Regions from separate parts of the Homo sapiens genome. Here region 2 is linked to region 1. A link is an interaction called in ENCODE POLR2A ChIA-PET data of the cell type or tissue named here. Cell type or tissue: Panc1. All regions are shown on one strand. Links, peaks and the distances in the headings refer to the core of each region. The heading gives the core; the rest is flanking DNA.

Region 1 (16,171 bases), core at 6,122-11,121:
AAGTGATTCTCCTGCCTCAGCCTCCTGAGTAGCTGGGATTACAGGCACATGCCACGATGCCGGGCTTATTTTTGTATTTTTAGTAGAGACGGGGTTTCACCATGTTGGTCAGGCTGGTCTTGAACTCCTGACCTTGTGATCCACCCGCCTCGGCCTCCCAAAATGCTCAGATTACAGGCGTGAGCCACTGTGCCCGGCCCCCCATCTCTATTTTAAAAAAAAAAGAAAGAAAAATCAATCAGAACTTCTGGAAATGAAAGACACACTGGCTGGGCGCGGTGGCTCATGCCTGTAATCCCAGCACTTCGGGAGGCCAAGGCGGGCAGATCACAAGGTCAAGAGATCAAGACCATCCTGGCCAATATGATGAAACCCAGTCTCTACTAAAAATACAAAAATTAGCTGGGCATGGTGGTGAGCGCCTGTAGTCCCAGGTACCAGTGAGGCTGAGGCAGGAGAATCTCTTGAACCCAGGAGGTGGAGGTTGCAGTGAGCTGAGATCATGCCACTGCACTCCAGCCTGGTGACAGAGTGAGACTCCGTCTCAAAAAAAAAAAAAAGAAAGAAAGACACTCTTACAGAATTACAAAATGTAATGTAGTAGAAAGTTTTAACAATAGACTAGAACAAGTAGAAGAAAGAATTTCAGGCTCGAAGCTAAGGCTTTTGAACTAACCCAATCACAAAAGGAAAAAAAAAAGAATTTGAAAAATGAACAAAGTCTCCAAGAAATATGAGATTATGTAAAATAGGCAAAGGTAAAAATAACTGGTGTTCCTGAGGGAGAAGAGACAATAAAAAGTTTGGAAAACTTACCTGAGGGAATAATTGAGGAAAACTTCCTGGCCTTTGGCTAGAGATTTAGATATACAAATATAAGAAGCACAAAGAACTCCTGGAAAATTCATTGCAAAAAGGTCATCATAAAGGCATATAGTCGGTCAACAGGCTCTCTAAAGTTAACATGAGACTGGGCGCAGTGGCTCACGCCTGTAATCCCAGCACTTTGAGAGGCCAAAGTGGGTGGATCACCTGAGGTCAAGAGTTTGAGACCAGCCTGGCCAACATGGCAAAACCCTGTCTCTACTAAAAATACAAACATTAGCCAGACATGTTGGTGGGCACCTGTAATCCCAGCTACTTGGGAGGCTGAGGCAGGAGAATCACTTGAACCCGGGAGAAGGACGTTGCAATGAGCCAGGATCACGCCACTGTACTCCAGCCTGGGCAACAAAGCAAGACTCCATCTCAAAAAATAATAATAATAATAAACCCAAGGTAAAGGGGTGAAAAAAGATATTCCACACAAATGTAAAGCAAAAGTGAGCAAAAGCGTTAAAATCTGACGGATAGGAGACAGGACTAATGTGGAACTCCCACTTGGACAGACAGAACAGCGTGTGGAGACTCACACCGTGAACTTTTGCTCCAAGAACCACTCACTGCAGGAGCGTACCAGGAAAACTGAAAGAATTCACAGACCCTTTGAAAGAAGCAGCTGGCCACTGCAGTTCCAAAAGTGTGAGAGAGGGAAAAGTCTGCCTCCAAACACATATCCTCACTGGGGAACCTGAAAATCCAGATCATGGGAGAAGGATTTAGCTTTACCTAGAGCCGAACTGGATTTAGTGAGCTAAGCAAAATATAAAAGTAGAAGAAGCAGTGGAAAGAGCCCTGCAGGCACTCCCGGTCTCCGGCAGGTGGGAAGGGGCAAGGCTGGAAAGCCCTGCTTGCTTTCTCAGTGGAGTTATGCCCTGGGGTGAGAGTGCAGCCCTATAGGCTGGCTGCCTGGATATAAACTTGGTGCTGTTAGTGGGGCACAACAGGAATGAGGTTGGCCTTGCTGGCTGTGTGGGAGCTAGGTGAAGCCTGTCATTGCTGGCTTTCCCCTACTTCCCTGGTGACCTGAATGACACAACAGAGGCAGCCATAATTCCCCTTGGAACATAATCCCATTGGCTTAAGAACCACCCCATCCCCCATACTGGCCACAGCAAGTCCTGCCCTGAGCTCAGACCCACCTAACCCTGCCCCTACCTGATGGTTTTTCTCTACCTGCCCAAGTAGCTGAAGACAAAAGACATAAATGCTTGGGAGCTCAATGGCCCCACCCATAGCCTGAGAAACCTGAATATTTATCCATAAATGAAGGGGAGATAAAGTATTTTTCAAACAAGCAATTGCTGAGTGAATTCGCCACTACCAAGCAAGCACTACAATAAATGCTAATAGGAGTTCTAAATCTTGAAACAAAAACCTCAAAATACACCAAAATAGAACCTCCTCATAGCATAAATCTCACAGGGCCTACAAAACAATAACACAATGAAAAAAAAAAAAAAAACAAGGTGTTCAGGCAACAACTAGCATGATGAATGGAACAGTAACTCACATCTCCATACTAATGTTGAATGTAAATGGCTGAAATGCTCCACTTGAAAGATACAGGATGACAGAATGCATAAAAACCCACCAACCAAGTATCTGCTGTCTTCAAGAGACTCACCTAACACATAAGGCCTCACATAAGCTTAAAGTAAAGCAGTAGAAAAAGATATGCAAAAGGAAACTATGTTTCCATGCAAAAGGAAACTAGAAGCCAGCAGGAATAGCTATTCTTATATCAGACAACACAGACTTTAAAGCAACAACAGTTTAAAAAGACAAAGACGGACATTATATAATGATAAAAGGATCGGTCCAACAGAAAAGTATCACAATCCTAAAGATATATGCACCTAACACTGGAGCTCCCAAATTTATAAAATTACTACTAGACCTAAGAAATGAGATAGATGGCAACACAGTAATAGTGGGGGACCTCAATACTCCACTGACAGCACTAGACAAGACAGAAAGTCAACAAAGAAACAAGGGACTTTAACTATACCCTAGAACAAATGGACTTAACAGATATTTACAGAACATTCTACCCAACAACTGCGGAGAATACGTTCTTTTCATTAGCACATGGAACATTCTCCAAGACAGACCATATGATAGGCCCCAAAAAAGTGTCAGTAAATTTAAGGAAATCGAAATTATATCAAGCACTCTCTCAGAACATGGTAAAATAAAATTGGAAATTGGCTGGGCATGGTGGCTTATGGCTGTAATCCCAGCACTTTGGGAGGCCAAGGCAGGCAGATCACCTGAGGTGAAGAGTTCGAGACTAGCCTGGCCAACATGGCAAAACCCCATCTCTACTAAAAATAGAAAAATTAGCCAAGCATGGTGGCAGGTGCCTGTAATCTTAGCTACTCAGGAGGCTGAGGCAGAAGAATCACTTTAACCCAGGACACAGAGGTTGCAGTGAACTGAGATGGCGCCACTGCACTCCAGTCTGAGCCAGAGAGTAGGACAAGGAAAGGAGAAAGGGTAAAGGGGAAAGGGGAAAGGGGAAAGGAAAGAAGAAAGGAAAGGAGAAAGGAAATTGGAAATTAATTCCAAAAGGAAGCCTCAAAACTATACAAATACATGGAAATTAAATAATCTGCTCCTGAATGACCTTTGGGTCAACAATGAAATCAAGATGAAAATTTAAAAATTCTTTCAACTGAACGATAATAGTGACACAACCTAGCAAAACCTCTGGGATACAGAAAAAGCACTGCTAAAAGGGACATTCATAGCATTAAATGCCTAAAAATGTCTGAAAAAATCACAAACTGACAACCTAAAGTCACACCTCAAGGAGCTAGAGAAACAAGGACAAACTAAACCCAAAGTTAGCAGAAGAAAACAAATAAAGATTAGAACAGAACTAAATAAAATTGAAACAAAAAAATTTACAATAGATCAATGAAACAACTGGTTCTTTGAAAAGATAAACAAAATTGATAGACCATTAGCAAGATTAACCAAGAAAAGAAGAGAGAAGATCGAAATAAGCTCAATTAGAAATGAAACTGGAGATATTACAACCGATACCACAGAAATACAAAAGATTATTCAAGGCTACTATGAACACCTTTATGCGCACAAAGTAGAAAACCTAGAGGATATGGGTAAATTCCTGAAAATATACAACCCTCCTAGATTAACTTGGGAAGAAATAGAAACTCTGAACAGACCAATAACAAGTACTGAGATTAAAATAGTAATTAAAAAAAAAACTACCAACAAAAAAAGTCCAGGACCAGATGGATTCACAGCTGAATTCTATCAGACATTCAAAGAAGAATTGGTACCAATCTTACTGAAACTATTACAAAAGATAGACAAAGAGGAAATCGTCCCTAAATCATTCTATGAAGCCAATATCACTCTAATATCAAAACCAAGAAAGGATATATTGAAAAAAGAAAACCACTGACCAATATTCCTGATGAACACAAATGCAAACATCCTCAACAAAATACTAGCTAACCAAATCTAACAGCATATCGAAAAGATAATACACCATGATCAAGTGGGTTCATAACAGTGATACAGGGATGGTTTAACATATGCAAGCCAATAAATGTGATACATCACATAATCATAGTTAAAAACAAAAATGATATGATCATGTCAATAGATGCAGAAAAAGCATTTGAAAAAATCCAGTATCCCTTTAGGATTAAAACCACCAACAAAATCAGCATAGAAGGAACATAGCTTAAGGTAATAAAAGGCATCTATGACAAACCCACAGGCAACATGATACTGAATGAGGAAAAGTTGAAAGCATTTCCACTGAAAACTGGAACAAGACAAGGATACCCACTTTCCCCACTTCTATTCAACACAGTATTGGAAGTCCTAGCCAGAGCAATCAGACAAGAGAAAGAAAGAAAGGGCATCCACATTGGTAAAAAGGAGGTCAAAGTGTCGCTGCTTGCTGATATGATTGTATACCTAGAAAACCCTAAAGATGCATCCAAAAAGCTCCCAGATCTGATAAATTCACTAGGCCGGGTGTGGTGGCTCACGTCTGTAATCCCAGCACTTTGGGAAGCTGAGGCAGGCGGATCACCTGAGGCCAGGATTTCGAGACCAGCCTGGCCAACATGGCAAAACCTCGCCTCTACTAAAGATACAAAAAATTGTCAGGCGCAGTGGCTCATGCCTGTAATCCCAGCACTTTGGGAGGCTGAGGGTGGGGCGGATCACTTGAGGCCGGGAGTTTGAGACCAGCCTGGGCAACATGGCAAAACCCCGTCTCTTCTAAAAATACAAAAATTAGCCAGGTGTGGTGGTGAGCACCTGTAATCCCAGCTACTCGAGAGGCTGAGGCAGGAGAATTGCTTGAATCCAGGAGGTGGAGGTTGCAGTGAACTGAGATCACGCCATTGCACTTCAGCCTGGGTGACAGAGCGAAACTCCATCTCAAAAAAAAAAAAAAAATACAAACAATAAGCTGGGCATGGTGGTGGGTGCCCATAATCCCAGCTACTCAGGAGGCTGAGGCAGAATTGCTTGAACCCGGGAGGCGGAGGTTACAGTGAGCTGAGATTGAGCCATTGCACTCCAGCCCGGGCAACAAGAGCGAAACTCTGTCTCAAAATAAATAAATTAAATAAATATAAATAAAAATAAAAAAATAAATTCAATAAAGTTTCAAATTACAAGATCAATGTACACAAATTAGTAGCACTGCTATGCACCAACAGTGACCAAGCTGAGAATGAAAGCAAGAACTCAACCCCTTTTATAACAGCTGCAAAAAAATAAAATAAAAATACTTAGGAATATAGCTAACCAAGGGAGAAATATACCTAACCAAGGAGGTGAAAGCTCTCCACAAGGAAAACTACAAAACACTGCTGAAAGAAGTCATAGATGACATGAACAAATGGAAACACATCCCCTGCTTATGGGTGGGTAGAATCAATATTGTGTAGATGACCATATTGCCAAAAGCGATCCATAAATTCAATGCAATTCCCATGAAAATACCGTCATCATTCTTCACAGAACTAAAAAAAAAAAGCAATCCTAAAATTAATATGGAATGAAAAAAGAGCCCACATAGCCAAAGCAAGACTAGGCAAAAAGAACAAAGCTGGAGGCATCACATTACCCAATTTCAAACTATACTACAAGGCTATAGTTACCAGAACAGCATGGTACTGGCATAAAAATAGGCACACAGACCAACAGAACAGAATAGAGAACCCAGAAATAAAGCCAAATACTTACAGTCAACTGATCTTCGACAAAGCAAACAAAAATATAAAGTGGGGAAAGGACACCCTATTCAACAAAAAGTGCTGGGATAATTCACAAGCCACAGGTAGAAGATGAAACTGGATCCTCATCTCTTACCTTATACAGAAATCAACTGAAGATGGATCAAAGACTTAACTCTAAGGCATGAAACCATAAAAATTATAGAAGATAACCTTAAAAAAACCCTTCTGGACATTGGAATAGGCAAAGAATTCATGACTAAAAGCCCAAAAGCAAATGTAAAAAAAGCAAAAATAAACAAATGGGACCTGATTAAACTAACAAGTACCTGCACAGCAAAAGAAATAATCACGAGTAAACAACCCACAGAATGGGAGAAAATATTTGCAAACTATGCATCCAACAAAGGACTAATATCCAGAATCTACAAGGAACTCAAACAAATCAGCAAGAAAAAAAAAACAAATAATTCCATCAAAAAGTGGGCAAATGACAGACATTTCTCAAAAGAAGATATACAAATGGTCAATAAATATATGAAAAAAATGCTCAACATCACTAATCATCAGGGAAATGAAAATGAAGACCACAATGAGATACCACCTTACTTCTGCAAGAATGGCCATTAAGAAAGCCAAAAAACAATAGATGTTGTTGTGGATATGGTGAAAAGGGAATACTTAACACTGCTGGTTGGAATGTAAATGAGTACAACCTCTATGGAAAACAGTATGGAAAATTCTTAAAGAACTAAGCATAGATCCACCATTCAATCCAGCAATCCCACTACCAGGTGTCTACCCAAAGAAAAAGAAGTCATTATATCAAAGGCAGCTGCATACATATGTTTATCACAGCACAATCCACAACTGCAAAGATATGGAACCAACCTAAGTGCTCATTAACCAATGAGTGGATAAAGAAAATGTGGTAGATAGCCAGGTGCAGTGGCTCACACCTGAAATCCCCGCACTTTGGGAAGCCAAGGTGGGCAGATTTCCGGAGCTCAGGACTGACCTGGGCAAGATGATAAAACCCCATCTCTACAAAAAATTAGCCAGGCATAGTGGCACATACCTGTATGTTAGGGGGTTGAGGTGGGAGGATTGCTTGGGCCCAGGAGGTCGAGGCTGCAGTGAGCCATGTTCATGCCACTGCACTCCAGCCTGGGTGACAAAGTGAGACCCTGTCTCAAAAAAAAAAAAAAAAAGTGGTATATATACACCATGAAATACTACTCAGTCATAAAAAAGAATGAAATAATGTCTTTTCAGAAACTTGGGGCTGGGCACAGTGGCTCACACCTGTAATCCCAGCACTCTGGGAGGCCAAGGCAGGTGGATCACCTGAGGTCAGGAGTTCAAGACCAGCCTCGACAACATGGTGAAACCCTGTCTCTACTAAAAATACAAAAATTAGCTGGTTGTGGTGGTGCATGTCTGTAATCCTAGCTACATGGGAGGCCGAGGCAGGAGAACTGCTTGAACACAGGAGGCGGAGGTTGCAGTGAGCCAAGATCATGCCACTTCATTCCAGCTCGGGCAAGAGAGTAAGACTTCGTCTCAAAAAAAAAAAAAAAAAGCATGGATGAAGCTGGAGGCCATTATTTTAAGTGAAATAACTCAGGAATGGCAAACCAAATACCATATGGTGGGAGCTAAGCTATGGATACACAAAAGTATTCAAAGTGTTATAATGGATATTGGAGATTCAGAAGAAGGGAGGGTGGGAGGAGATAAAGAACTATATATTGGTTATAATGTACACTACTCGGGTATGAGGTGCACTAAAAATCTCAAAATTCACCACTATATAATTCATCCATGTAACCAAAAACTACTTGTACCCCACAAGCTATTCAAATTTTTAAAATATTAAAAATATAATACACAAGAAAAGGGTCAATAAATTTGACTACAGAACTATCTTGTACAGAAAATACATCCTGAACAAAGTCAAAAAGCTAACAAAATGTTTGGAAATCATCAAGTCATAAGAAAGTAGACGGCTAATTTGCTGACTTACAGCAGGGGTCCCTAACCCCTGGGCCATGGACCCATACTGGCTCATGGCCTGTTAGGAACAAGCCACACAGCAGGAGGTGGGCAGCAGGTAAGTAAGCGAAGCTTCATCTGTATTTACAGCTGCTCCCCACTGCTCACATTACCACCTGAGCTCTATCTCCTGTCAGATAAGCAGCAGCATTAGATTCTCATAGGACCACGAACCCCATTATGAACTGCATGTGCAAGGGATGTGGGCTGTGCACTCTTTATGAGAATCTAATGCTTGATGATCTGTCACTGTCTCCCAGTACCCCCAGATAGAATCATCTTGTTGCAGGAAAACAAGTTCAGAGTTCCCACTGATTACACACTATGGTGAGATGTATAATTATTTCATTATATGTTACAATGTAGTAATAATAGAAATAAAGTGCATAATAAATGTAATGTGTTTGAATCATCCAGAAAGCATCCCCCGAACCCCGGTATGTGAAAAAATTGTCTCCACAAAACCAGTCCCTGGTGCCAAAAAGGTTGGGGACTGCTAGCTTATAGAGCTTATAAAATTCAGCTTTTTTTTTTGAGAAAGATGTGGTCACAGGTGCTGGAGAGCTCTGGTCTGCCACTCCCGCTCATGACTCAATGCTGTTCACTCTCACTGAGGAACAGGTCAGTAAGGAAGCTGTGCCACATCCATGGCCTTTAAAGATACCAGAAAAACAGCTGTGGAGCCAGGGGTGGTGGTTCATGGAATTAGAATAAAACCCCTGGAGAAGGTGTGTGCTGACTTGATCACAGGCAAAAAGTTTAAAAATCTCAAGTAAAAGGACCAGTCTGTATGCCTACCAAGACTCTGAAAATCACTACAAGAAAAACTCCTTGTGGTGAAAGTTCTAAGGCACTGGGATGGTTTCCAGATGAGAATCCAAAAGTGACTCACTGACTTGCACAGTCCTTCCAAGATTGTCAAGCAGATTATTTCCATCAGTGTTGCGCCAGGAATCGATTCTGAAGTCACCAATGCAGATGTTTAAGTCAACTATTTTAATAAATTAATTGGCCGGGCGCGGTGGCTCATGCCTGTAATCCCAGCACTTTGGGAGGCCAAGGCGGATGGATCACAAGGTCAGGAGTTCGAGACCAGCCTGGCCAAGATGGTGAAACCCCGTCTCTACTAAAAATAAAAACTTAGCCAGGCGTGGTGGCAGGCGCCTGTAGTCCCAGCTACTCGGGAGGCTGAGGCAGGAGAATTCCTAGAACCTGAGAGGCGGAGGTTGCAGTGAGCCGAGATCGTGCCACTGCACTCTAGCCTGGGTGACAGAGCGAGACTCCATCTCAAAAAAAATTAATTAATTAATTACCAGTTGTTAAAGAAAAAAGAAAAAGAAAAATGGAGCCGGGCGTGGTGGCTCAAGCCTGTAATCCCAGCACTTTGGGAGGCCAAAGTGGGCAGATCACGAGGTCAGGAGATTGAGACCATCCTGGCTAACACAGTGAAACCCCATCTCTACTAAAAATACAAAAAAAAAAAAAAAATTAGCCGAGCATGGTGGCGGGCGCCAGTAGTTATAGCTACTTGGGAAACTGAGGCAGGAGAATGGCGTGAACCCGGGAAGCAGAGGCTGCAGTGAGCCGAGATTGCACCACTGCACTCCAGCCTGGGCAACAGAGCAAGACTCTGTCTCAAAAAAAAAAAAAGAAAAATAGAAAACCCTTCAGAGTCCAATGCGCAGAGAATACGAACAGACATTTCACAAAAATAAATATAAATTAAAATAGTCAAAAATTATCTAACAATATGACTATCTCAACTGAAGAATGCAAATTGAAGCAATGGAGACATATTTTTCACTGATCAGATTGGGAAAAATTTTAAAGCTTAAGAGCATCCAGACAGCATCAATAAGGAACTGGTTGAAGAAATTAAAGTCCATCCCTACAGTGGAATATTATATAGCCATTAAAAAAGAATGCAATAAGAGGCCAGGTGGATGGGCCAGGCACGGTGGCTCACGCCTGTAATCCCAGCACTTTGGGAGGCCGGGGCAGGTGGATCACAAGGTCAGGAGTTCGAGACCAGCTTGGCTAACACAGTGAAACCTCATCTCTACTAAAAATACAAAAAGTAGCCAGGCATGGTGGCACACACCTGTAGTCCCAGCTACTCGGGAGGCTGAGGCAGAAGAATCACTTGAACCCGGCAGGTGGAGGTTGCAGTGAGCCGAGATTGTTCTACTATACTCCAGCCTGGGTGACTGAGCAAGATTCTGTCTCAAAAAAATAAAAATAAAAATAAATAAGAGGCCAGGTGGCTCATGCCTGTAATTCCAGCACTTTGGGAGGCAAAGGTAGGAGGATTGCTTGAGCCCAGGATTTTGAGACCAGACTGGACAACATAGTGAGACCTCATCTCTACAAAATATAAAAAATTAATTAGCTGGGCATGGTTGCTCATACCTGTAGTCTTAGCTACTCAGGAGGCTGAGGCTGGACAACTGCTTGAGCCTGGGTGGTTGAGGCTACAGAGTTGTGACTGTGCCACTGCACTGCAGCCCGGGCAACATAGTAAAACCCCAGCTCTACCAAAAAAAAAAATTAAAATTAAAAATATTAGCCAAGTGTGTTGGCATGTACCTGTAGTCCTAGTTAACTTGAGAGGCTAAAATGGGAAGATTGCTTGGGCCCAGGAGTTTGAGGCTGCAGTGAGCCATGATCGCATCACTGCACTTTAGCCTGGGAGACAGAGAAAGACTCTGACCAAAAATAAAAATAAATTTAAAAAATGACCTTTGACTTGGGGGTTAAAAAAATAAGATCTGTATTGTCGATATGGAAAGATCACTAAGACATAATATTAAGTGATAAAGATGGAAAAGAATATATATATCTATCTCTTTGGTATTTTTAAAAGATACATATGTAATGGTACATGCACAAAAAACGTCATTATAAGAAGCCATTTTTACTAGCTACTTTTGTGCAGAATGACCAGGTGTTAAAGAAGACAAAGGTTTAACATTTTTCATTTTGTATCTTTCTGTATTAATATAACAAATAGCAATTGTGATATTGTTTGAATTCTTATTATGCATATATTTCTATTTCTGAAATGTCAACAGGAGTTAACTGGTGAATCAAATTTGGTTTGCTACTTTATGTTGCTCTGTATTTTTCAAATTATTTTTTGTAAAAGTCTACTCTAAGGTATTGTTTTTCAAACTGCATCTTATGACCCATTAGTGAATCATGAAATCCATCTATTCAGTTGAAACCAGCATTTCCCCCACCCTACCCCCGGCAAGTGAAATAACCTGAACTGGACTAAAATAGAAAATAATTGAAAACACCAGTGCACATCATAGATTATGAGCAAGAAAGAGCCAGACCAAGAATAGGCAAGCTGACTCAAAGTTTGAAAACCACTGCTCTAAGATATTATGTTAGCAGTACTTTGAATAGGGTGCTTAGGGAAATATATTAATTATGTTATAATTAATATTTCAAAACCAAGAATGATTTTATGTTAAATGGAGTTTTTATATGTCAATTCTTAGTATGACCAATTTCAAAAAATACTATTAATTGAAATGATAATGGAGAAAATACATAATTTCTGAAAATTCAGAGGCAAAACTCTAAAAGGACAGCTATACAACATACACTGATTTGAATGAAACTGAAAAAATGAACCTGCCAGGCACAGTGGTTCACACATCTAGTCCCAGCACTTTACCAGGCCAAATAAGGAGGACTACTTGAGCCCAGGCATTAAAAACCAGCCTTGACAACACAGGGAGACCTTGTCTCTACAAAAAAATTTTAAATTAGCCAGGTATGGTGGCATGCACCTGTAGTCCCAGCAACTCGGGAGGCTGAAGTGGGAGGATTGCTTGAACCCAGAAGTTCAAGGCTGCAGTGAGCTATGATCACACCACTGCACTCTAGCCTCATTGACAGAGCAAGACCCTGTTTCTAAAAAATAAAAATTAAAAATGAACCTATATACATATATTTAGAATAGTCCCACATTATAAATTATACACATTCATGTCTTTGGAATAGATAAGCTTGAAATTAAAGTTAGAGTGTTTACCTATGAAGAGGTCACCAAAATAATAAATTTTTAAAATGCTAGGCTATCTGAAAATTCCAGAATATTGACAGAAGACCACATAGTTCAAATATACATACAACAATAATCAGGGCATGCATTTTAAGTTGTTGTTTTTGGTGTCAAAGGATGTGTTTGTTCTGATTACAACACAATCTATTGCCCAATCTCCTGTTTGGTCAAGACAGATAACTCCAAAATGACTAGCCAGGATTGGGAACATAGTTCAGTCAATAATTAAGTAAAATTAAAGGACTAGTGGAGTATGAAATCAAAAGACTTTATTTTCATTAACACAGCAACCAAACCATGTACTGTGTATTTTGCAGTCAGAGCAGCCTTGGGAAGCCCTATCTTTTTTTAATTTCATGAACCCCAATGTCATGTATCTTTACTACTTACCTTACATTATCTTTTTCTCCCTTTTATCCAACTCTCCACCCCTCCTCCCCACCAACCCTTGTCTGCTTTTTACTTCCTTTGTTCCTTTCCATTCATTAAATCCATTACTCTTAATGATCTCTCACTCTTCCAAATCCCTATGGGGATTATCTATACCACTCATTTGGAAGTCAGCAAATGATCTCTTGTATTATTTATCTTTTTTATACATAACCTATTTTTACATACACTTATATTAACTATTTGGTAAAGTGTAAAGTCATTCCATGTTATGAATGCAGTCAATATCAACAAATCTTTTTAGTTATCTTTTTAAGTTCTCATATAACCCAGAAGTCAAAAGTTGTTCAGGGCATGTGTTCTACAACTATATAGATTCAGGTAATCTACACGTGCCCCAGGACTGTGGGATCATAGGCCAAGGCTAATTCTGGAAGCAATGAGAGGGAGATGGAGGGAGGGAGAATAGGACCTGGCATGGGCAATGGCAATAAAAATAGAAAGGAGGGGTTAGATAAAAAGAGGGCAAGAAAGAGTGAATAGGATTTAGTAATTGATAGGCTGAGGGAAAATGACCCAGGATGGTACAAGCAACCAAAAAGATGGTGGTACAATTTAGAGATAAGGAAAAGCATTACAGGTTTAAGGTGTGAAGAAATGTAGTTTTTTTTTTTTTTTTGGAGATGGAGTTTCACTCTTGTCACCCAGGCTGGAGCAATGGCACAATCTCAGCTCACCGCAGCCTCTGCCTACCAGGTTCAAGCAATTCTCCTGCCTCAGCCTCCCGAATACCTGGGATTACAGGCATGCGCCACCACGCCCGGCTAATTTTGTATTTTTAGTAGAGACGGGGTTTCTCCATGTTGGTCAGGCTGGTCTCAAACTCCCAACCTCAGGTGATCCACCTGCCTCGGCCTCCGTAAGTGCTGGGATTACAGGCGTGAGCCACTGCGCCTGGCCAGAAATGTAGATTTTAGTATCAGATGTGATGAGCTCAAGATGTTCATGGGGCATACAGTTAGTGATCCTGGTTATCTGGATCTGAAGCTCAGGAGAGAGTGCTCAACTGCAGGTAAAGAACTTGGGAGTCATAAACATAGAGAAGAGATTGCCCAGAAGCATTGTAAGGGAGCAAATGGGAAGGGCATTCAGGAGAGAGCTCTTTTGGAAAATAAAAACATTATAAGCGTCTGAAAAAGAGCTATTTAAGGCACAGGATTACACAGACTCCGAAGGTACGTTCACAGAAGCGAAGCATCCTTCTCTCAGGAGAGGATATTGTTATGAAAACCAAGAAAGATTACCTTCCTCCCAGAAGCGGAAACAGATAACAATTTCAGTATTAAGAGAAATATCTCAGCAAATTAACACAGGAACAGAAACCAAATGCCACATGTTCCCACTCATAAGTGAGAGTTGAACAATGAGAACATATAGCCACAGGGAGGGGAACATCACACACTGGGGCTTGTCAGGGGTAGGGAGCAGGGATAGCATTAGGAGAAATACCAGATGTAGATGATGGGTTGATGGGTGCAGCAAACCACCATGGCACATGTATACCTATGTAATAAACCTGCACGTTCTACACATGTATCCCAGAACTTAAAGTATAATAAAAAATAAAAATAATAATAATAAAAAAAATCTGGACCTTAACCTGTTTTGTTTTCTTGTTTGTTTGTTTGTTTTTGAGACGGAGTCTTGCTGTCGCCCAGGCTGGAGTGCAATGGCGTGATCTCTGCTTACTGCAGCCTCTGCCTCCTGGGTTGATGTGATTCTTCTGTGTCAGCCTCCCGAGTAGCTGGGATTACAGGCGCCCACCACCACACCCAGCTAATTTTTGTATTTTTAGGAGAGAAGGGGTTTCACCATGTTGGCCAGGCTGCTCTCAAACTCCTGACCTCAGGTGATCCACCTGCCTCAGCCTCTCAAAGTGCTAGGATTACAGAAGTGAGCCACCGTGCATGCCCAGCCAACCTGTTGTTTACAACAATGTCAACAGCATGCTGGGTAACACTGTTGTTTTTTTTTTGTTTGTTTTTTTTTTTTTGAGACAGAGTCTGGCTCTGTCGCCCATGCTGGAGTGCAGTGGCGTGATCTCAGCTCACTGCAAGCTCCGCCTCCCAGGTTCATGCCATTCTCCTGCCTCAGCCTCCTAAGTAGCTGGGATTACAGGCGCCTGCCACCACGCCCAGCTGATTTTTCTATTTTTAGTGGAGACAGGGTTTCACCATGTTAGCCAGGATGGTCTTGATCTCCTGACCTTGTGATCCACCTGCCTCGGCCTCCCAAAGTGCTGGGATTACAAGCGTGAGCCACCGCGCCTGGCCCACTGGGTAACACTGTTGATAGACTCTTCCAGTTTTGCCAGAGTAACATTGTGGGACACTCCTGTTTGAAATTTTTGAATAGTACCCATACCCTTGATGTCTACAATATCACCTTTCTTGTAGATTCACATGTATGTGGCCAAAGGAATAACTCCACGTTTTCTAAAAGGCTATATTTTTAAAGAAAATATAGCAGTGCTACTCCTCTTTCCCTTTGTCAATTTGGCAAAGTGGAAGATGGCAGTTCTGGCCAGAAGACATTATTTTTACATCTCTCTTTTACAGTTAAAAAAAAAAAAAAAAAAACTGAGAAGGCAGCCGGGCACGGTGGCTCACACCTGTAATCCTAGCACTTTGGGAGGCTGAGGCAGGCCGATCACCTGAGGTCAGGAGTTTGAGACCAGCCTGGCCAAACAATGACAATCTTTTAGTAGAGACGATGGTGAAACCCCATCTCTACTAAAAATACAAAAATTAGCCAGGCGTAGTCACACATGCCTGTAATCTCAGCTACCTGGGAGGTTGAGGCAAGAGAACCACTGGAACCCGGAAGGCAGAGGCTACAGTGAGCCAAGATCTTACCACTGCACTCCAGCCTGAGTGACAGAGGGAGCCTCTGTCTCAAAAACAAACAAAACAAAACAAAAAAACTGAGAAGGCTGAAAGGCTAAGTACACAGCCAATAAATGGCAGAACAGGCATTAAAACACATCTTTGGATACCTGGATACCTGTATCCAAAGATGTGTTTTACCAGGATACAGATCATATCATCTATCTGTATATGCACACAAACATACAATATTTTCACTAAAAAATGGGAACACACTAACCACATAGTTTTGTAACCAGCCCTTTTTCACTTAGCATATTGTAAACAACTTTTCTGTCAACAAATACCTATCTACAACAGCAGTTTTAACAGCTGCATAGTACTCCACTGCCAGGGTATGAAATTGCTTTAAATAGTATATTTCAGCCAGGCGCAGCAGCTCATGCCTGTAATCCCAACACTTTGGGAAGCTGAGGCAGGTGAAATCACCTGAGGTCAGGAGTTTGAGAGCAGCTTGGCCAACATGGTGAAACCCCATGTCTACTAAAAATACAAAAATTAGCTGGACATGGTGGCAGGCACCTGTAGTCCCAGCTACTTGGGAGGCTGAGGCAGGTGAATCTCTTGAACCCGGGAGGCAGAGGCTGCAGTGA
Region 2 (16,171 bases), core at 4,787-9,786, 210 kb after region 1:
CAAAGTCTTACTGAGACATACCATACCCTGACCATCATATTTTATATTGCAAACTGACCCCCAAACAGTCCTAATCCCCCTCATCTCTATTAGTGTGTTTTAGATACTAAGTATTCATCATGCTTACTTTTATTGTCCAGCTCCCTCTACTAGAATGTAAGCTTTCTGAGGACAGGGATTTATATCTGTTTTGTTTCTATTTCCCAAGCATTGAGGTCCAAGATAGCCCTAGTAATGACCACATACTGTGCTGTGTTCACAACCTTCTGTAGTCTCTTCCCACACTGATAGGGCTGACTTATGTGGCCAGTAGGTTGTTGCAGAAATAAGAGAGTATGATTCCAAAGATAGGTCATAAAAGGCATCTAAGGAATAGGTCCTCTAGACCCAGTCAAGCTTTAAATTACTGTAGATCTCTCCAACATCTTTGTATTTTTCATGCAGTCTTTTTTCCCCATTATCTTTAATTTTTCTTTCCTGAGAGCCATTATAGGTTTACAGCAAAACTGAGCAGAAGGTACAGAGATTTCCTATACATTGTCTTCCCCACACATGCATAACCTCCTTCATTATCAACATCCCCCACCAGAGTGGCACGTTTGTTACAATTGATAAGCCCACATTCCATTACCAAGGGTCTGTAGTTGACATTAGAGTTCGCTCTTACTGTTGCACATTTGATGGGTTTAGACAAATGTATAATATCATGTATTCACCATTATATTATCATGCAGAGTATTTTTACTGCACAGAAAATCCACTGTGTTCCTTCTATTCATCCCTCCCTCCTCCTCAGAATTATTTGTAAGACTCCAAAAACACAGAACAGAGGGGAGGTTCCAAGATGGCTGAATAGGAACAGCTCCAGTCTGCAGCTCCTAGTGTAAGCGACGCAGAAAACGGGTGATTTCTGGATTTCCAACTGAGGTACCAGGTTCATCTCACTGGAGCTTGTCAGACAGTGGGTGCAGCCCATGGAGCAGGGTGGGGCATCATCTCACCCGGAAAGCACAAGGAGTCAGGGAATTCCCTTTCCTAGCAAAAGGAAGCCATGACAGACAGTACCTGGAAAATCAGGACACTCCCACCCTAATACTGCGCTTTTCCAACGGTCTTAGCAAACGGCACACCAGGAGATTATATCCCGCGCCTGCTTTGGAGGATCTCACTCCCTCGGAGCTGTGCTCACTGCTAGCACAGCAGTCTGAGATTGAACTGCAAGGCAACAGCGAGGCTGGGGGAGCAGCGTCTGCCATTGCTGAGGCTTGAATAGGTAAACAAAGCAGACTGGGTGGAGCCCACTGCAGCTCAAGGAGGCCTGCCTGCCTCTGTAGACTCCACCTCTGGGGGCAGAGCATATCTGAACAAAAGGCAGCAGAAACTTCTGCAAACTTAAACATCCCTTTCTGACAGCTTTGAAGAGAGTAGTGGTTCTCCCAGCACGGAGTTTGAGATCTGAGAATGGACAGACTGCCTCCTCAAGTGGGTCCCTGACCCCGAGTAGCCTAACTGGGAGACATCTCACAGTAGGGGCCAACTGACACCTCATACAGCTGGGTGCCCCTCTGAGACAAAGCTTCCAGAGGAAGGATCAGGCAGCAACATCTGCTGTTCTGCAATATTTGCTGTTCTGCAGCCTCCGCTGGTGATACCCAGGCAAACAGGGTCTGGAGTGGACCTCCAGCAAACTCCAACAGACTTGCAGCTGAGGGTCCTGACTGTTAGAAGGAACACTAACAAACAGGACATCTACACCAAAACCCTATCTGCACGTCACCATCATCAAAGACCAAAGGTAGGTAAAACCCTAAAGATGGGGAGAAACCAGAGCAGAAAAGCTGAAAATTCTAAAAATCAGAGCACCTCTTCTCCTCCAAAGGAACGCAACTCCTCACCAGCAATGGAACAAAGCTGGATGGAGAATGACTTTGATGAGCTGAGAGAAGAAGGCTTCAGACGATCGGTAATAACAACTTCTCCGAGCTAAAGGAGGATGTTCGAACACATCGCAAAGAAGATAAAAACCTTGAAAAAAGACGAATGGCTAACTAGAATAAACAGTGTCGAAAAGTCCTTAAATGACCTGATGGAGCTGAAAACCAAGGCACGAGAACTACGTGATGCATGCACAAGCTTCAGTAGCTGATTTGATCAAGTGGAAGAAAAGGTATCAGTGACTGAAGATCAAATGAATGAAATGAAGCGAGAAGAGAAGTTAAGAGAAAAAAGAGTAAAAAGAAACGAACAAAGCCTCCAAGAAACATGGGAGTATGTGAAAAGACCAAATCTACATCTGATTGGTGTACCTGAAAGTGACGGGGAGAATGGAACCAAGTCGGAAAACACTCTTCAGGATATTATACAGGAGAACTTCCCCAACCTAGCGAGGCAGGCCAACATTCAAATTCAGGAAATACAGAGAATGCCACAAAGATACTCCTCAAGAAGAGCAACTCCAAGACACATAATTGTCAAATTCACCAAAGTTGAAATGATGGAAAAAATGTTAAGGGCAGCCAGAGAGACAGGTCGGGTTACCCACAAAGGGAAGCCCATCAGACTAACAGCGGATCTCTTGGCAGAAACTCTACAAGCCAGAAGAGAGTGGGGGCCAATATTCAACATTCTTAAAGAAAAGAATTTTCAACCCAGAATTTCATATCCAGCAAAACTAAGCTTCATAAGTGAAGGAGAAATAAAATCCTTTACAGACAAACAAATGCTGAGAGATTTTGTCACCACCAGGCCTGCCCTACAAGAGCTCCTGAAGGAAGCACTAAACATGGAAAGGAACAACCGGTACCAGCCACTGCAAAAACATGCCAAATTGTAAAGACCGTTGATGCTAGGAAGAAACTGCATCAACTAATGAGCAAAATAACCAGCTAACATCATAATGACAGGATCAAATTTACACATAACATTATTAACCCTAAATGTAAATGGGCTAAATGTTTCAATTAAAAGACACAGACTGGCAAATTGGATAAAGAGTCAAGACCCATCAGTGTGCTGTATTCAGGAAACCCATCTCACTTGCAGAGACACACATAGGCTCAAAATAAAGGGATGGAGGAAGATCTACCAAGCAAATGGAAAACAAAAAAAAGCAGGGATTGCAATCCTAGTCTCTGACAAAACAGACTTTAAACCAACAAAGAACAAAAGAGACAAAGAAGGCCATTAATAATGGTAAAGGGATCAATTCAACAAGAAGAGCTAACTATCCTAAATATATATGCACCCAATACAGGAGCACCCAGATTCATAAAGCAATTCCTTAGAAACCTACAAAGAGACTTAGACTCCCACACAATAATAATGGGAGACTTTAACACCCCACTGTCAACATTAGACAGTTCAATGAGACAGAAAGTTAACAAGGATATCCAGGAATTGAACTCAGCTCTGCACCAAGCAGACCTAATAGACATCTACAGAACTCTCCACCCCAAATCAACAGAATATACATTCTTCTCAGCACCACATCACACTTATTTCGAAATTGACCACATAGTTGGAAGTAAAGCACTCCTCAGCAAATGTCAAAGAACAGAAATTATAACAAACTATCTCTCAGACCACAGTGCAATTAAACTAGAACTCAGGATTAAGAAACTCACTCAAAATCGCTCAACTACATGGAAATTGAACAACCTGCTCCTGAATGACTACTGGGTAAATAATGAAATGAAGGCAGAAATAAAGATGTTCTTTGAAACCAATGAGAACAAAGTCACAACATACTAGAATCTCTGGGACACATTTAAAGCAGTGTGTAGAGGGAAATTTATAACACTAAATACCCACAAGAGAAAGCGGGAAAGATCTAAAATTGACACCCTAACATCACAACTAAAAGAACTAGAGAAGCAAGAGCAAACACATTCAAAAACTAGCAGAAGGCAAGAAATAACTAAGATCAGAGCAGAACTGAAGGAGATAGAGACACAAAAAAACCTTAAAAAAATAAATGAATCCAGGAGCTGGTTTTTTGAAAACATCAACAAAATTGATAGACTGCTAGCAAGACTAACAAAGAAGAAAGGAGAGAAGAATCAAATAGATGCAATAAAAAATGATAAAGGAGATATCACCACCGATCCCACAGAAATACAAACTGCCAACAGAGAATACTAAAAACACCTCTACACAAATAAACTAGAAAATCTAGAAGAAATGGATAAATTCCTGGACACATACACCCTCCCAAGACTAAACCAGGAAGAAGTTAAATCCCTGAATAGATGAATAGCAGGTTCTGAAATTGAGGCAATAATTAATAGCCTACCAACCAAAAAAAGTCCAGAACCAGATGGATTCACAGCCAAATTCTACCAGAGATACAAAGAGGAGCTGGTACCATTCCTTCTGAAACTCTTCCAATCAATAGAAGAAGAGGGAATCCTCCCTAATTCATTTTATGAGGCCAACATCATCCTGATACCAAAGCCTGGCAGAGACGCAACAAAAAAAGAGAATTTTTGACCAATATGCCTGTTGAACATCGATGCAAAAATCCTCAATAAAATACTGGCAAACCAAATCCAGCAGCACATCAAAAAGCTTATCCACCATAATCAAGTTGGCTTCATCCCTAGGATGCAAGGCTAGTTCAACATATGCAAATCAATAAACATAATCCATCATATAAACAGAACCAAAGACAAAAACCACATGATTATCTCAATAAATGCAGAAAAGGCCTTCGACAAAATTCAACAGCCCTTCATGCTAAAAACTCTCAATAAACTAGGTATTGATGGGACCTATATCAAAATCATAAGAGCTATTTATGACAAACCCACAGCCAATATCATACTGAATGGGCAAAAACTGGAAGCATTCCCTTTGAAAACTGGCACAAGACAGGGACGCCCTCTCTCACCACTCCTATTCAACATAGTGTTGGAATTTCTGACCAGGGCAATCAGGCAGGAGAAAGAAATAAAGGATATTCAGTTAGGAAAAGAGGAAGTCAAATTGTCCCTGTTTGCAGATGACATGATTGTATATTTAGAAAACCCCATCATCTCATCCCAAAATCTCCTTAAGCAGATAAGCAAGCTTCAGCAAAGTCTCAGGATACAAAATCAGTGTGCAAAAATCACAAGCATTCCTATACACCAATAACAGACAAACAGCCAAATCATGAGTGAACTCCCATTCACAATTGCTTCAAAGAGAATAAAATACCTAGGAATCCAACTTACAAGGGATGTGAAGGACCTCTTCAAGGAGAACTACAAACCACTGCTCAATGAAATAAAAGAGGACACAAACAAATGGAAGAACATTCCATGCTCATGGATAGGAAGAATCAATATCGTGAAAGTGGCCATACTGCCCAAGGTACTTTATAGATTCAATGCCATCCCCATCAAGCTACCAATGACTTTCTTCATGGAATTGGAAAAAACTACTTTAAAGTTCATATGGAACAAAAAAAGAGCCTGCATTGCCAAGAGAGTCCTGAGTCAAAAGAACAAAGCTGGAGGCATCACGCTACATGACTTCAAACTATACTACAAGGCTACAGTAACCAAAACAGCATGGTACTCGTACCAAAACAGAGATATAGACCAATGGAACACAACAGAGCCCTCAGAAATAATACCACACATCTACAACCATCTGATCTTTGACAAACCTGACAAAAACAAGAAATGGAGAAAGGATTCCCTATTTAATAAATGGTGCTGGGAAAACTGGCTAGCCATATGTAGAGAGCTGAAACTGGATCCCTTCCTTACACCTTACACAAAAATTAATTCAAGACAGATTAAAGACTTAAATGTTAGACCAAAACCATAAAAACCCTAGAAGAAAACCTAGGCAATACTATTCAAGACATAGGCATGGGCAAGGACTTCATGACTAAAACACCAAAAGCAATGGCAACAAAAACCAAAATTGACAAATGGGATCTAATTAAACTAAAGAGCTTCTGCACAGCAAAAGAAACTACCATCAGAGTGAACAGGCAACCTACAGAATGGGAGAAAATTTTTACAATCTACCCATCTGACAAAGGGCTAATATCCAGAATCTACAAAGAACTCAAACAAATTTACAAGAAAAAATCAAACAACCCCATCAAAAAGTGGGCAAAGGATATGAACAGACACTTCTCAAAAGAAGACATTTATGCAGCCAACAGACACATGAAAAAATGCTCATCATCACTGGCTATCAGAGAAATGCAAATGAAAACCACAATGAGATACCATCTCACACCAGTTAGAATGGCAATCATTAAAATGTCAGGAAACAATAGGTGCTGGAGAGGATGTGGAGAGACAGGAATGCTTTTACACTGTTGATGGGACTGTAAACTAGTTCAACTATTGTGGAAGACAGTGGCAATTCCTCAAAGATCTAGAACTAGAAATACCATTTGACCCAGCCATCCCATTACTGGGTATATACCCAAAGGATTATAAAGCATGCTGCTATAAAGACACATGCACACATATGTTTATTGTGGCACTATTCACAATAGCAAAGACTTGGAACCAACCCAAATATCCATCAATGATAGGCTGGATTAAGAAAATGTGGCACGGCCAGGCGCCGTGACTCACACCTATAATCCCAGGACTTTGGGAGGACGAGGCAGGCGGATCACGAGGTCAGGAGATCGAGACTATCCTGGCTTACATGGTGAAACCCCGTCTCTGCTAAAAATACAAAAAATTAGCTGGGCATGGTGGCAGGCGCTTGTAGTCCCAGCTGCTTGGGAGGCTGAGGCAGGAGAATGGCATGAACCCGGGAGGCAGAGCTTGCAGTGAGCCAGGATCGCGCCACTGCACTCCAGCCTAGATGACAGAGAGAGACTCTGTCTCAAAAAAAAAAAAAAGAAAAGAAAATGTGGCACATATACACCATGGAATACTATGCAGCCATAAAAAATGATGAGTTCATGTCCTTTGTAGGGACATGGATGAAGCTATAAACCATCATTCTGAGCAAACTATTGCAAGGACAGAAAACCAAACACCACATGTTCTCACTCATAGGAGGGAATTGAACAATGAGAACACTTGGACACAGGATGGGGAATATCACACACCGGGGCCTGTCCTGGGGTGAGATGGGGGGGAAGGCTAGCATTAGGAGATATACCTAATGTAAATGACAAGTTAACGGGTGCAGCACACCAACATGGCATATGTATACATATGTAACAAACCTGCACGTTGTGCACATGTACCCTAAAACTTGAAGTATAATTAAAAAAAAAGAAAGAAAAAAAATCACAGGACAGGAATTATAGCATTTTAACACAGATAAGAGCTCAGCAGCCAGGCACGGTGGCTCACACCTGTAATCCCCACAACTTTGGGAGGCGGAGATGGGCAGATCATTTGAGGCCAGGAGCTGGAGACCAGCTTTGCCAACATGGCGAAACTCCGTCTCTATTAAAAATACAAAAATTAGCTGGACGTGGTGGCGCACGTCTGTAATCCCAGCTATTCGGGAAGCTGAGGCAGGAGAACTGCTTGAATCTGGGAGGCGGAGGTTGCAGTGAGCCGAGATCACGCCACTGCACTCTAGCCTGGGCGACAAACAGAGGCTCTGTCTCAAAAAAAAACAAAAAAAAACTTCAACTATTGAGACAGGCTTGGATCAATTCATGGTTCTGATAATTATTAGCTGTGTTTCCTGAGGCAAGTATTTTTTTTTTTTTTTTTTGAGACGGAGTCTTGCTGTGTCCCCCAGGTTGGAGTGCAGTGGCGTGATCTCAGCTCACTGCAAGCTCCGCCTCCTGGGTTCACTCCATGCTCCTGCCTCAGCCTCCCAGGTAGTTGGGACTACAGGCGCCCGCCAACACGCCTGGCTAATTTTTTGTATTTTTAGTAGAAACGGGGTTTCACCGTGTTAGCCAAGATGGTCTCGATCTCCTGACCTCGTGATCCGCCCGTCTCGGCCTCCCAAAGTGCTGGGATTACAGGCGTGAGCCACCGCACCCGGCCGCCAGGCAAGTATCTTAAGCTGACTAAACCTCATTTTCCTTGATATCTGCAAAAAGTCTAAAATGAATGAAGGATAAAATGAAGAGGCACTATTTACTGCACCTGCTTTAAACACTGTGAGTATTAAATGCAATATTTCAAGTATAGTGCTTAACACAGTCGTTGGCAGATTATAAGCACTTTATAAATATTAGTTAATACTATCATTTCCTTGTAGATTTAATTGCTTTTATTGATTTTGAGATGCGTTTAAAAAAAAAAAAAGAACCACTAGGGCTTTCAACATATCTTTCTAACATGATATGGCTCATTTCTAACCAATGTTGGTTTTTTTTAAGAGACAGAATCTTAAAAAAAAAAAAGAGGGTCTCACTCTGTAACCCAGGCTGGAATGCACTGGCTCAGTCATGGCTCACTTCAAGGTTGAACTCCAGGGCTCAAGGGATCTACCTGCCTCACTCTCCCAAAGAAGTGCTGGGATTCAGAAGTGAGCCCCACCATGCCCTGCTCTTTGTGGTTTGGTTATTATTATTATTATTATTATTATTTTTAAGGCAGAGCCAACCAGGCGCGGTAGATCATGCCTGTAATACCAGCATTTTGGGAGGCTGAGGTGGGCGGATCACGAGGTCAGGAGATAGAGACCATCCTGGCTAACGTGGTGAAACCCCATCTCTACTAAAAATACAAAAAATTAGCCAGGCGTGGTGGCACCTGCCTGTAGTCCCAGCTACTAGGGAGGCTGAAGCAGGAGAATCGCTTGAACCCGGGAGGCGGAGGTTGCAGTGAGCCGAGATCGCACCACTGCACTCCAGGCTGGGCGACAGAGCAACAGAGTGAGACTCTGTCTCAAAAAAAAAAAAAAAAAAGAAAAAAAGCCTTGCTCTTTTACCCAGGCTGGAGAGCAGAGGCCCAATCATGGCTCACTGCAACCTCGACCTCCCAGACTCAACCAATCCTCCCTACCTCAGCCTCCTGAGTAGCTGGGACCACAGGCACATGCCACCACACCTGGCTAATTTTTATTTATTTTTATTTTTATTTTTTTGTAGAGACAGAGTCTTGCCATGTTGCCCAGGCTCGTCTCGAGCTTCTGGGCTCAAGCAATCCTCCCACCTTGGCCTCTCAAAGTGCTGGGATTACAGGCATGAGCCACTGATCCCGGCCATCAACATAGAATTCTTTACCCAACAAAAATATCTTTCAAAAACCTAAGTAAGATAGGTTTCAGACATATAGCATCATTAATAATTAGAGAAATACAAACTAAACCACAATGAGATTATCACTACACACCCATTAGAAGGGCTACAATTTAAAAGATGGGAGTGTGGAATCAACTCAAATGTCCATCAGCTAATGAGTGGATAAACAAAATACTCATACAATTAAATATTATTCAGCAATAAAAATAAAGTGCTGCTACATGTTACAACATGGATGAACCCTGAAAACCTAATATGTTAAGTGAAAGAAAGTCACAAAAGACCTTGTATCATATGATTCTGTTTAATGTAAAATGTATAGAATAGGCAAATCCACAGAGAGAAAGTATATTAGTGGGTGCATAGGACTAGGGGGAAAAGATCTGGGGGAAGAATGAGGTGTTACCACTAAATAGTATGGGGGTTTTCTTTTTTAAAATGTTCTAAAATTGGTTATAGTGATGCACAATTCTGCGAATACAATAAACAATGTTTTACTTTTTCTTTTTTTTAAATGGAGTTGCGCTCTTGTTGCCCAAGCTGGAGTGTAATGGTGTGATCTCGGCTCACTGCAACCTCTGCCTCCCAGGTTCAAGTGATTCTCCTGCCTCAGCCTCCCGAGTAGCGGGGATTACAGGAACGCGCCACCACACCCAGCTAATTTTTTGTATTTTTAGTAGAGACAGTGTTTCACCAAGTTGGCCAGGCTGGTCTTGAACTCCTGACCTCAGGTGATCCACCTGCCTCAGCCTCCCAAAGTGTTGGGATTACAGGTGTGAGCCACCGCATCCGGCTATTTTTTGTATTATTATTTTTTTTACAGACAGAGTCTTGCTCTGCGCCCAGGCTGGAGTGCAGTGGTGTAATCTCAGCTCACTGCAACCTCTGCCTCCCAGGTTCTAGCAATTCTCCCGCCTCAGCCTCCCAAGTAACTGGGACTAGAGGCACACACTGACAAACCTGGCTAATTTTTTTTATTTTAGTAGAGATGGGGTTTCACTGTGCTGCCCAGGCTGCTCTCAAACTTCTGAGCTCAGGCAATCCACCCGCCTCAGCCTTCCAAAGTGCTAGGATTACAGGTGTGAGCCACCGCACCCAGCCAATTTTTTATTTTAAATGTGCAAATTGTATGGTATGTGAATTATATCTCAATAGAACTATGTTTTTAGAAAAGGCTGGCATGTTGGAGAGAATATATACTGGAACTGGACCTCTCATACACTGCTGGTAGGTACAACCACTAGAGTTTGTCAGTTTCTTAAAAAGTTAAAAATACGGCCAGGCGCAGTGGCTCACACCTGTTATCCCAGCACTTTGGGAGGCCGAGGAGGGCGGATCACTTGAGGTCAGAGTTTGAGACCAGCCTGGCCAACATGGTGAAACCCTGTCTCTAATTTAAAAAATATAAAAATTAGCTGGGCATGGTGGCGGGCACCTGTAACCCCAGCTACTCAGGAGGCTGAGGCAGGAGAATCGCTTGAAGCCGGGAGGCAGAGGTTGCAGTGAGGCGAGATCACACCACTGGACTCCAGCCTGGGTGACGGTGCGAGACTCTGTCTCAAGAAAAAAAAAAAAAAAGTTAAAAATACATGTACCATATGAACCAGCCAATCCAGTCCTAGATATTTAACCAAGAGAAATGAATGTATATGTTCATATACAGACTTGCACATGAATGTTTATAGCAGCTTTATTTGTAATAGTTGAACTCTGGAAACAACCCAAAGTCTGTCAATAATAGGTAAAGAATAAACAAGTCATGGTATAATCCACATAATGGAATACTGCTCAGCAAGAAAAAGAAATAGACTCACATAAAGGGTGTGGTAGGCAGGTGGATGAAGTTAAAAGAGGGCAACATGAGACCCTTAAGATGACAAAGCCATTCTGTATCTTTCTTTTTTTTTTAGAGATGGGGTCTCACAGGCACAGTGGCTTATGCCTGTAATCCCAGGCAGTTTGGAAGGCCAAGGTAGGCAGATAGCTTGAGTCCAGGAGTTTGAGACCAGCCTGGGCAACATGGTGAAACCCCAACTCTACCAAAAAAAAAAAAAAAAAATACAGAATGGCTTTATCATATGAAGGGGAGGTCAAGGCTTCAGGAGCCATGACTGTACCACTGCACGCTAGCCTGCGCAACTGACTGAGACCCTGTCTCAAAATAATAATAATATCACACCTGTAATCCCAGCACTTTGGGAGGCCGAGGTGGGCGGATCACCTGAGGTCAGGAATTCAAGACCAGCCTGACCAACATTGTGAAACCCAGTCTCTACTAAAAAGACAAAATTAGCCGGGCGTGATGGTGTGTGCCTGTAATCCCAGCTACTCGGGAGGCTGAGGCAGGAGAATTGCTTGAATCTGGGAGGCGGGCCATTGCACTCCAGCCTGGGCAACAGGGGCAAAACTCCGTCTCAAAAAAAAAAAAAAAGTATTGGCCAGGCATGGTGGCACATGTCTGTAAACTCAGCTACTTGGGAGGCTGAGGAGGGAGAACTGCTTGAACTCAGGAGGCGGCGGTTGCAGTGAGCCAAGATTGCGCCATTGCACTCCAGCCTAGGCAACAAGCACGAAACTCCGTCTCAAAATAATAATAATAATACAGAGAGCTCTTCTGTACCATTTACCCAGTTTCCCACAATGTTAACATCTTACAAAACTAGAGTACAACATCGCAACCAGGATATTGACCTTGATACAATCTACTGATCATATACTCTTTTTTTTTTTTGAGACAGTCTCACTCTGTCGCTCAGGCTGGAGCGCAGAGGTGAGATCTCAGCGTACTGCACACTGTGCCTCCCAGGTTCAAGCCATTCTCCTGCCTCAGCCTCCCAAGTAGCTGGGATTACAGGCACCTGCCACTACACCTGGCTAATTTTTTTGTATTTTTAGTAGAGGCAGGGTTTCACCATGTGGGTCAGTATGGTCTCCAACTCCTGACGTCAAATGATCCACCCACCTCGGCCTTCCAAAGTGCTGGGATTACAGGCATGAGCCACTACCACACCCACCCCACGTCTGGCCCTTTGATATTATATTCTTTTTTTTTTTTTTTTTAAGATGGAGTTTTGCTTTTGTTGCCCAGGTTGGAGTGCAATGGCGTGATCTCAGCTCACTGCAACCTCCACCTCCCACGTTTAAGCAATTCTCCTGCCTCAGCCTCCCTAGTAGCTGGGATTACAGGCATGTGTCACCACACCCGGCTAATTTTGTATTTTTAGTGGAAACGGGGTTTCTCCGTGTTGGTCAGTCTGGTCTCGAACTCCCGACCTCAGGTGATCTGCCCGCCTTGGCTTCCCAAAGTGCTGGGATTACAGGCATGAGCCACCACGCCCGGCCTTGATCTTATATTCTTGTTTTAGTTCTATACAATTTTATCACATGGATTCCTGTATGCCACTGGACTTAGCAGCTCACACCTGTAAATTCCTACACTTTGGGAGGCCAGGAGGAACACTTGCGGCCAGGAGTTTGAGACCAGCTGGGGCAACAGAGCAAGAATCCATCTCTATTTAAAAAAAAAAAAAGAAGAAAAAAAAAAAAATACAGGAGAAAACTTTGGGAGGTGATGGATATGTTTATTATCTTGATTGTGGTGACAGCTTTACACATGCAAATTTATTAAGTAGTACACTTTTTCATATGTGTAATTTGTTGTGTGTCAGTTATACCTCAGTAATGTGGTTTTTAAAAATTCTGGGCAAGGCATGGTGGCTCACGCCTGTAATCCCTGCACTTTGGGAGTCTGAGGTCAGGAGTTTGAGATCAGCCTGGCCAACATGATGAAACTCCATCTCTACTAAAAATACAAAAATTAGCCAGGCATGGTGGTGGGTGTCTATAATTTCAGTTACTTGGGAGGCTGAGGCAGGACAATGTCTTGAACCCGGGAGGCAGATGTTCCAGTGAGCTGAGATTGCACCACTGCACTCCAGCCTGGGCAACAGGAGCAAAACTCCATCTCAAAAAAAAAAAAAAAAAAAAAAAAAAAAAAAAATATATATATATATATATATATATATATATATATATATATATATATATATATACACACACACACATATGTTGGGAACAGGCCCCCAAATCTGGCCATAAACTGGTCCCAAAACTGGCCATAAACAAAATCTCTGCAGCACTGTGACATGTTCATGATGGCCATGATGCCCACACTGAGGGTTGTGGGTTTACCGGAATGCGGGCAAGGAACACCTGGCCTACACAGGGCAGAAAACCGCTTAAAGGCATTCTTAAACCACAAACAATAGCATAAGCAATCTGTGCCTTAAGGACATTCTCCTGCTGCAGATAACTAGCCAGAGCCCATCCCTTTGTTTCGGCCCATCCCTTTGTTTCCCCGTAAGGAATACTTTTAGTTAATCTATAGAAAGAATGCTTATCACTGGCTTGCCGTCAATAAATATGTGAGTCAAACTCTGTTTGGGGCTCTCAGCTCTGAAGGCTGTCAGCCCCCTGATCGCACTCCACACTCTATATTTCTGTGTGTGTGTCTTTAATTCCTCTAGCACCACAGGGTTAGGGTCTCCACAACCGAGTCTCAGCAAATGGTGCCCATACGTGGGGCTCGAACCTGGGTCGAAGGGTTGCCAGAGCGACAGTTGGAGAACAAGGAACTAAGCTGGATGACACCTGAGTACTCCTAAGCAATCCCTCTGGTGAGTGAGAAAGGGAGCTCAGAAGCATCAGGGTAACAATGGGACAAGTGTGGGCTCTGATTCATTCCACCTTGGAACCTTTTCACACTAATGATGAGGAGGAAGGAAAGTATAACGAAGTAGCAGAAGAGGTGACAGAGCAGGTTTGTTTGCCAGCTAAAGCTAAAGCAGCAAAAGAGGAAGAGGTTCATCCCTACCCTTCTGCATCCTCTCATTATTTTGAAGAAAAAGAGTGGCCTGACCCTCCAGATCTTTCTTTTCTGGAGGACACTGGGCAAAAAGTAGTTGCCCCAGTGACTGTTCGAGCAGCACCTCGAGTGACCGCTTTCAGTTCTACTCAGGCAGGAATCCAGTAAGCTAGAAGAGAGGGTGATTTAGAGGCTTGGCAGTTCCCTGTTAGAATACATCCCCCAGATCAACAGGGAAATATTATAGCTACATTTGTGCCTTTTCCTTTTAAATTACTCAAAGAATTTAAACAAGCTATCAATCAGTATGAACCAGGTCTATGCCCGAAGTGTAAAAAAGGAAAACATTGGGCTAATCAGTGTCACTCTAAGTTTGATAAAGATGGGAACTCGATTTCAGGAAATGCCATGAGGGGCCTGTCCTGGGCCCCGTTCCAAACCGGGGCATTTCCAGCTCAGGCCATTCCCCCACCTGTGTACAATGCCTGTCCCCCACCACAGCCAGTAGTGCTGCAGTAGATTTTTGCTGCACAAAAGCTGTGAGCCTTCTACGTGGAGAACCCCCACAAAAAGTTCCAACGGGGGTCTGTGGACCCTTGCCAGCAGGGACGATATGATTACTTCTAGGTAGATCTAGTTTAAATTTAAAAGGAGTGCAAGTACATTCAGATTACAATGGGGAAATTCATCAATTCATCATTGATTCAGATAACAAATCAATTCATCATTGATTCAGATTACAATGGGGAAATTCAAATTGTTATATCTACTTCTGTTCCCTGGAAAGCAGAGCCAGGAGAGCTCCTGATTGTGCCATATGTGGAAATGGGGAAAAGTGAAGTTAAACGAACAGAAGGATTTGGAAGCACAAATAAATAAGGCAAAGCAGCTTACTGGGTGAATCAAATTGCTGATAAACATCCTACCTATGAAATAACTATTCAGGGAAAGAAATTTAAAGGTTTGGTAGATACAGGAGTGGACATTTCAATCATTTCTCTACAGCACTGGCCGTCCACGTGGCCAATTCAACCCGCTCAATTTAACATAGTTGGAGTTGGTAAAGGCCCTGATGTATACCAAAGTAGTTATATTTTGCATTGTGAAGGGCCTGATGGACAACTTGGGACTATTCAACCAATTGTAACTTCTGTGCCTATAAATTTATGGGGGAGAGATTTATTACAACAATGGGGAGCACAAGTTTTAATTCCAGAGCAATTATATAGCCCTCAAAGTCAACATATGATGCATGAATGGGGTATGTCCATGGTATGGGACTAGGAAAAAATTTGCAAAGTTTGAAGGAACCACTTCAAGTGGAAAGACAAAATTCCCGCCAAGGTTGAGGATATCATTTTTGATGGCAGCCATTGTTAAGCCTCTAGAACCTACACCTTTTAAATGGTTAACAGATAAGCCAATTGGATAACAGATAAGCCAATTTGGATAGAACAATGACCGCTAAGTAAAGAGAAACTGGAGGCTTTAGAGGACTTAGTTAATGAACAATTAGAAAAAGGATACATAGCTCCAATATTTTCCCCTTGGAATTCTCCAATTTTTGTAATTAATAAAAAATCAGGTAAATGGAGAATGTTAACTGATGTATGAGCCATTAATTCAGTTATACAACCAATGGGACATTGCAGCCAGGACTGCCTTCTCCTGCTATGATTCCAAAAAATTGGCCTTTAATAGTCATAGATTTAAGACTGTTTCTTTACTATCCCCTTAGCTGAGCAAGACTGTGAACGGTTTGCATTTACAATTCCTGCAGTAAACAACCTACAGCCTGCTAAGCGTTTTCATTGGAAAGTGTTGCCACAAGGCATGTTAAATAGTCCAACAATTTGCCAGACTTATGTAGGGCAAGCAATTGAACCTACTCGTAAAAAATTTTCACTGTGTTAAATTATTCACTATATGGATGATATATACTTTGTGCTGCCCCCACTCAGGAAATATTACTCCAATGTTATGATCACTTGCAAAATTCGATTTCTCATGCTGGTTTAATTATAGCTCCTGACAAAATTCAGACTACTACTCCTTACTCCTACTTGGGGACCTTAGTAAATGACACTACCATTGTGCCACAGAAAGTAACCATATGTAGGGATCAA

What was found. Peaks named below come from ENCODE experiments on the same cell type or tissue, not always from the same donor. Only the 100,000 strongest peaks of a DNase experiment are listed, where the experiment ranks them.
Region 2: POLR2A ChIA-PET joins it to region 1 with 12 read pairs; 2 of 35 experiments call an interaction of 5 or more read pairs at or near these places.

Annotation. Positions count from the first base shown.
Region 1 is chr6:110,691,747-110,707,917 of GRCh38, forward strand. The region is part of intron 2 of CDK19 (cyclin dependent kinase 19); the gene reads right to left. It also overlaps the pseudogene RPS20P18. Among named protein-coding and RNA genes, the nearest start is that of CDK19, 120 kb to the right of the region's middle. In Panc1, for the core only: no CTCF peak of the experiment used is centred there; a DNase peak (open chromatin) is centred at 8,945.
Region 2 is chr6:110,903,507-110,919,677 of GRCh38, forward strand. No RefSeq gene overlaps it. Among named protein-coding and RNA genes, the nearest start is that of AMD1, 37 kb to the left of the region's middle. In Panc1, for the core only: no CTCF peak of the experiment used is centred there; no DNase peak of the experiment used is centred there.